Regions from separate parts of the Homo sapiens genome. Here region 2 is linked to region 1. Evidence: chromatin loops called from intact Hi-C (ENCODE). Cell type or tissue: endothelial cell of umbilical vein. All regions are shown on one strand. Links, peaks and the distances in the headings refer to the core of each region. The heading gives the core; the rest is flanking DNA.

Region 1 (3,273 bases), core at 557-3,056:
AGCTTCCTTCCATTCTTTCTGCAGCACTTGATCTCCAGACTGGAACGGGTGGTGGGCTTCCACGGAGTCTATGACGTTTCTGTTAGAAGAAAATTTATGCAAGGGATTAAGAGTTTGTTCCAAGTGAGTGGCATAAGTTTTAATAGCTAGTTCCTTGTCTGGAGACATTCTAGCCACCTGGGACAAGTTGGCTACAAAAGGCCTCCTGAAAATGATTTCACAGGGACTTCATTTGATCCCACTTCTGGGAGCTATTCTTACCTGGAGCAGAGGAATCCCAAGCAACTGAAGCCACTTTAGCCGTGTTTCCTGACATAGCTTGGCGAGGGTTGTTTTTAAGGTATGATTTATTCTTTCAGTTTGTCTGGAGGACTGAGGCCTCCAGGCTGTGTGTAGCTTCCATTTTATCCCTAGCACTTTTCTTACTTGTTGGGCGATTTCCTATGTGAATGAAGGTCCATTGTCACTCTGGATAATGTCAGGAAACCCATATCGAGGAATGATTTCCTTTAGCAGTACCTTAACTACCTCCATTGCCCACTCAGAGCAGCATGGGTATGCCTCTACCCAGCCTGAGAAGGTGTCCACCAGAACTAGGAGATATTTGTACCCTCCTGGGGCAGGTAGCATTTGAGTAAAGTCAATTTGCCAATTCTCTAGTGGTTGTTTCCCTCTCCCTTGCTGTCCAGGCTGTCCTGTATTATGGTTGTTGGGCTCATTTTTAGTGCAAAAGTGGCATCGTAGGATTATACTTTCTAAATGGGCCCTCATTCCTTTTCGTATACTTCTATATGAAAGTTAATGAGGCATCTTGCCCAAAAGTTGTGCCATCATGAATATATTTTAGTATTGGGTGAAGGAAAGACCCATGTCCTGGGTCATTGAAAGTTGTGCAGCCATTCTGACACATTTGCCTTAGTCACTCCCATCATTTGTGAGCCGGTCCAGTGTTTTAAATCCAGGAAGACTTGTAAATGTCTCCAATCTTTCCCTTGCATAGGTGAGACCCACCACGGTGGTGCTAGAAAGGGGTAACAGGCCACAGACCTAACAGGAATCATGCTGGAGGCTGTCTGCATAGTCCTGTGCCCATTGTAGAAGGAGGTTAGCAGTGGATGCAGAAACAATACTAGGTGTAAACAGAAAGAATAGGATAAAAGAAATTTTATCTCTGACACCCAGATTAGGCCTTTGTCATTCAATTTCCAGTCATTTTTCATCCTGAATAAACCCTTTGTCCTTGGTAGCCTTTTCGTCCTCAAGACTGTACCTAGGTTTGAAGGCTGCCAAATCTATTTGGGGAATTAAAGGAACCCGGAGTTCAACATTGGAGCTGGCTAGGTGCCTGGCTGTGCAATCTAAGAAAGCATTTCCCCTAGCTACTTCAGAATTGTTGCACTGATGGCCTGGGCAACGCATAACAGCTATTTCTCTTGGGGCCTTTATTGCCTCTGGTAGCTCTAACACTTGCTTTGCGTATTTGATTTCAGTATTGTCAGCCTTCAGTAGGCCCCTTTCTTTCCAGATAGCACCCTGTGCATGGACTATTATGAAGGCATATTTGGAATCAGTGTAGATGTTGGCACTCTTACTTTGGGACAGTTGCAAGGCTCTGGTAAGGGCGATTGACTGAGCTTTCTGTGCAGAAGTCCCTGTTGGGAGAGTTCTTGCCTCTATTCCCTCTGAGACTCACTACAGCATAGGCAGCGTTCCTTCTTCCATTAATGACTAAACTTTTCCTGTTTGCGAACAATGTCCAGTTTGCACATGAGAGGGCTGTGTCCTTCAAATCTAGGGGACTAGAAAACACTTGATCAATAACTTCTGGGCAGTCATGTATTAGTTCCTCTGATTCCCCAGTAGGTGGCAGCAAAGTGGTGGGGTTTAAGGTTCCAGTGGTCTGCAGTTTCACTGCAGGGTCATCGAGCAGGATAGCCTGATATTGGCCCAATCTGCCCGCTGTTAGCCAATAGCCACCTTTTGTTCTAACAACGCCAAGACTTAGTGTGGCACAGAAATCATGGTGGGCTGACCTAGAGTCAGCTTCTCAGCTTCCTTGAGCAACAAGCAGGTCGTGGCTACTGCCCTAAGACAAGGGGGCCAGCCCCTAGCCACAGTATGGAGCTGCTTTGAAAAATAGGCCACAGGCTGTAGTATTTCTCCCAGTTTTTGTGTTAAGACCCAGAGTGCTAGACCTAGTCTTTCATGCATATAAGGTTGGAAAAGTTTGTGTGGGTTTGGCAGTCCTGGAGCCAGAGCAGATATTAATTTATGCTTTAGTTGCTCAAATGTGATTTGGTGTTCGATTTCCCATGGTCTGCTCCTTTTAGATATAGCTGCTTTACTATTAACCCATAATTGGGACTCCAGATTTTACAAAATCCTGCCATTCCTAGGAAGCCCTTTAGTTGCTTCCTGGTTGTGGGCATCACGATGGAGGCAATTGCACTTAGCCTTTCCACCGTCAGGGCTCTAGCTGCTCTTGTAACAAAAACCCTAAGTATTCTATAGTTTGCTTACATATTTGGGCCTTCTTACTTGAAACTTTATACTCACAAGCTGCCAAGTGGTTTAGGGTCTTTACAGTGTTTTCTTGACATTCTTGTTTTGAGGTGCTGGAAATTAATAAATCATCCACATATTGAAGTAGCACCCCATTTTCTAATTGTAAGCCTCTCAAGTCTTGAATCAAAGCCTCTCCAAATATACTTGGGGAGTTTTTAAACCCTTGAGGGAGCACAGTCCAGCAATATTGAAACTGTGCAGCTGTCTCAGGGTCTGTCCACTCGAAAGCAAACAATAGTTGGCTTTCTATTTCTACTGGTATGCAAAAGAAGGCATCCTTTAAGTCTAGCACTGTAAACCATTCGTGATCCTTAGGTAGTGAAGCAAACATAGTGTATGGGTTAGCCACGATGGGGTGAATGTCTTCCACAGTATCATTAATAGCTCTGTGATCTTGCACAAACCTATACTTATGGGAATGAGGCTTCTTTAATGGCAGGAAAGGAGTATCGTATGAGGACTGACAAGGTCTTATTAAGCCATATTGCAAAAACCAGATTAATGCTGGCTGGATAACTTCCAAGACTTCCTTCTTTAAGGGGTATTGCTTTTTTCCGGATAGGTTGGGGCCCTTCCTTCAGTTTGTTTTTTATTGGACTCACATTAATTTCCCTCTCAGGTTGGTCTCATGCCCAGACCTCTGGCTTCACCTTGTCAAAGACTTCTTGAGGAATTGCCTCTACCTCAGGGTGTGGGGCCTCAGTGCTC
Region 2 (3,273 bases), core at 234-2,733, 460 kb after region 1:
AAAATGGTGGCACTGCTGTCAGCCTGGGTCCCCAAATGACTGTGTGGAGCAAAGGCTCTTGCTTTGGCTGCAACCTGCAAGATTTGCCTGAACTATTCACTGAGAGAGAAGTTAACCATTACTGTGTTTGAGCCATTACGTTTGGGTTTATTTGTTAAGTAACTTTTGTTACCAAATGAACATAGGTGATCTAGAAAGGTTTCTGGGAGGAGAGAAAGTTTGTGCTAAAATCTGACAGAAGAAAAAAAGGCAGCCGTACGTGCATCCAGAAGATTATTTCTAGGGGGAAGAATAGCAGATGCAAGGGAGCTGTCCTTGACAAGTGACTAGAGGCTATCATTAGAGCCCCTACAATATAGAAGGTTCACACCAGAGAGTAAGGTAGGGGCATATAGATAGAAATGGCATTAGCACAAAATGCAAATATGGCCTGTGGATCTACTTGGCTTATAAGCACTCCATGATAACCGGAAATACTTCTTTCTCTTTTCCCAGATAAATAACTGGCTCAATTCTGCCCAAATCTTTTTTGGAAATGTGGCATTTTAATTAGCACATACATCTATCACCTAGTAGTTACATGTTGTTTAAATAAAAAAAAAACAATTGAACTTAAATTGAGCAAAGACCATACATGAAATCATTTGACATAGATTAGTGAGGGTTTTTCCTGCTTCATGTGATATAGATTAATAGAGAATCTATTTTTCAAGTTCTTCTAACAAAATGGCCAATTCAAGTTCTGAAGTGGCTGGAACATCCTGGTAGTTCTATGCTGTTCAAATTATCTGGAGGTCTCGAGAAGATAGATACATTTTCTGAAGTATTAGTATTTCTTTTATCAGGAAAATTCATTTGTGCTCTGTACTGTGTTGCCAACCCCCTAGTATGGCTGTTTATGTAAAATAGACAACACTTTTTGGAAACAGCTAATATAATTTAATTCTTTTAATTAACAAAAATCATATAGATGTTCTACAATACTTTTAATGTTAGGTTGAATATTCATAGATTAAATAAAATTGAAATAAGTTATAAAGAAACAACATTACTATATGCTGGCTTCTAAAATTCAGTGTAATTCTCCCTTCAAATTTCATGTGACTCAACATGAACCCTTTGGTGCACCCATCTTAGATTTGAAAATTCATTATCCCATTGACATATAAATCAGCAAGATTATTGCAAACAGATCTATGGACTTGTGGTTGAAAGGCTTGAAGGTCTGAAAAGGAAAGTGAAGAAAGTTTAGTGTGTAACACTGCAATGCTATTCTCAGTGACTTAGTCTCATAAGGAACTTATGAAGAATAATGTGTGAAGTACTGTTATCAGTGATCTTTGTATGGTTACCTTCTCCTGTTCACTGCTGTTTTCTTAATGCCAGGACACAGCTCCTGTTACATGGCAGACATAGAACAAATATTTGTTGAAAGAGAGGAAATGAATTCTTTTGTAATATAGAAGAGAATGACATACTAGGCTGATGACTCATGGTCAGATACCTAAGACTTTTGAGGGATTTGATGTTTCCCTTTAAATTTTGTTATGTGACACTGAAGATCTATTGATTCCTTAGAGAAGAATCAGGCAAATATTTTCTTTTAAAGTAGCTCTGTCCATAGATTGCATTTCCAGTTTCTATATTCTCTGCCTGTTTTTCATGGTGTATTCTAAAGAAGCACAGTCCCTTCAGATGGGTGTAGCCATAAGAGCATATCAACCAAAAGTGATCATAATGGTCTCATTTCTTGCTCTCTCTATATCTCTCTCACGGGTATGGAGTTCTTACTAAGTAGAACTAAAGATGAATCTTTGACAGAGGGTTGAACCCCAGGATGGTTTTCAGTCCCTAAATCTTTCACATCAAATTCTACAGCTTCCAGAAATCAATTTATATTCCAGCATATACTTCTTATCCACAGGAACCTTCTAAACCAGTTTAACCTGTCATCCTAACATATCTATATTTTAAAAATTCATTTGTTGCTGCAGAACATTTACTGCCGTGGTTAAGAATGAATCTACATTTTGTTTCTGTGTAGTGTTAAAATGGCAGTGGTTAGTATCAATCCGATAGCATCTGCTAGGATGTCTGGAAGGACAAAACTGACTTCTTTCAAGTCTGTTATAAAAACGAAGCAGACAGAAAGCAACTCAAACCATTTCTTAAAGTTGAAAGCTAAAAGATGCAGATGTAAATGGTGAAGATATGAGTAAAACAAATTGTATCTCTTCCCTCAGACCTTGAACTACCCTAATATACCACCTCTGTGCTTCAGACAGGAAGCAAACTCCCTTTCAGCCCTTTTTTCAAAATAAGTTTCAAATTAGTGGCTGGCACTAGGTGGGTGTTATTGAATGGAGGCCTTTTGGGTTTTGATCCTGATGATTCATCCAAAGTTTATGAAAAGTATATGTAGACATTCAGTTAAAAGGTATGTTTTGGAACACGAGATTTTAAGTTTGTTTAGGTTATTGACCATGTCTAAGCTCTGTTATGTAAATTCCAGAGGAACATCTGAGATCAAAGGAGAAAGATCCAGCTCTTTCTGTAATAGGAATACAGTTTTGTTTTCTGCAGACTCTAGCATTACTTTTTTGGGGTTTGGAAATGGCTCTTCTCCTTTTCGTAAAGTACCTTGTATGATGTCATGCAATGCTAAGTATATTTTGATTGCTATATTTTTATATAAATGGAAATTACTTGAATATAACATTTCAAACTTAAAAATTCACAGAAATGCTTATTTGAAAAGATAGCAAAATCAGTCCTGTAAATTTTTTCAAAATAAATTGATCTTTAAAAAGTTTGAGAATGCTCAGTTTTCTCATGTCTATGATCCATGCAAGGCTACCTGTGTATTTTGCTCCTTGTACGTAGATGAGATGATAATTTATTTTATCCCAAATAAATAAACAAAACAAGAACTGAAGACTTTACAGAAGTTTATGCAAGTTCTGAAATAGGGGAAAGTGATGAAGAAAGTTAAGTGTGGATTCATTGCATGTTCTCTAGATAAACTATCATTTCATTTAATGCCTCCCCTCACCACCACTTTTCTAGTCCTGGCTATTAAAATGTTGGTTCATTCTAAACAAGAGGTGGAAAATAGGCAGCAGAAAGGAAAGGAAATAAGCTAATTCAGTTAAACAACATTTTTAAAAGCTATCCTCCCAGCTAGGGCTTTGACCATTTCTACAGCCTCTGGGCCACAATATCAGTTGTTGTCAACACCATTTATGTGGAAAATTGCATTCATGTAGAGTAATT

Evidence for each region. Hi-C counts contacts between places; a loop is a spot of excess contacts. Peaks named below come from ENCODE experiments on the same cell type or tissue, not always from the same donor. Only the 100,000 strongest peaks of a DNase experiment are listed, where the experiment ranks them.
Region 2: a loop joins it to region 1, with 3 times the contacts of the local background. A loop is called at or near these places in 2 of 110 quality-filtered maps.

The regions. Positions count from the first base shown.
Region 1 is chr4:107,735,777-107,739,049 of GRCh38, reverse strand. No RefSeq gene overlaps it. Among named protein-coding and RNA genes, the nearest start is that of PAPSS1, 17 kb to the right of the region's middle. In endothelial cell of umbilical vein, for the core only: a CTCF peak has its summit at 1,854 (motif pointing right); a DNase peak (open chromatin) is centred at 1,889.
Region 2 is chr4:107,278,094-107,281,366 of GRCh38, reverse strand. The region is part of intron 1 of LOC102725220 (a long non-coding RNA gene); the gene reads right to left. Among named protein-coding and RNA genes, the nearest start is that of DKK2, 240 kb to the right of the region's middle. In endothelial cell of umbilical vein, for the core only: no CTCF peak of the experiment used is centred there; a DNase peak (open chromatin) is centred at 1,396; H3K27ac peaks cover 951 bases.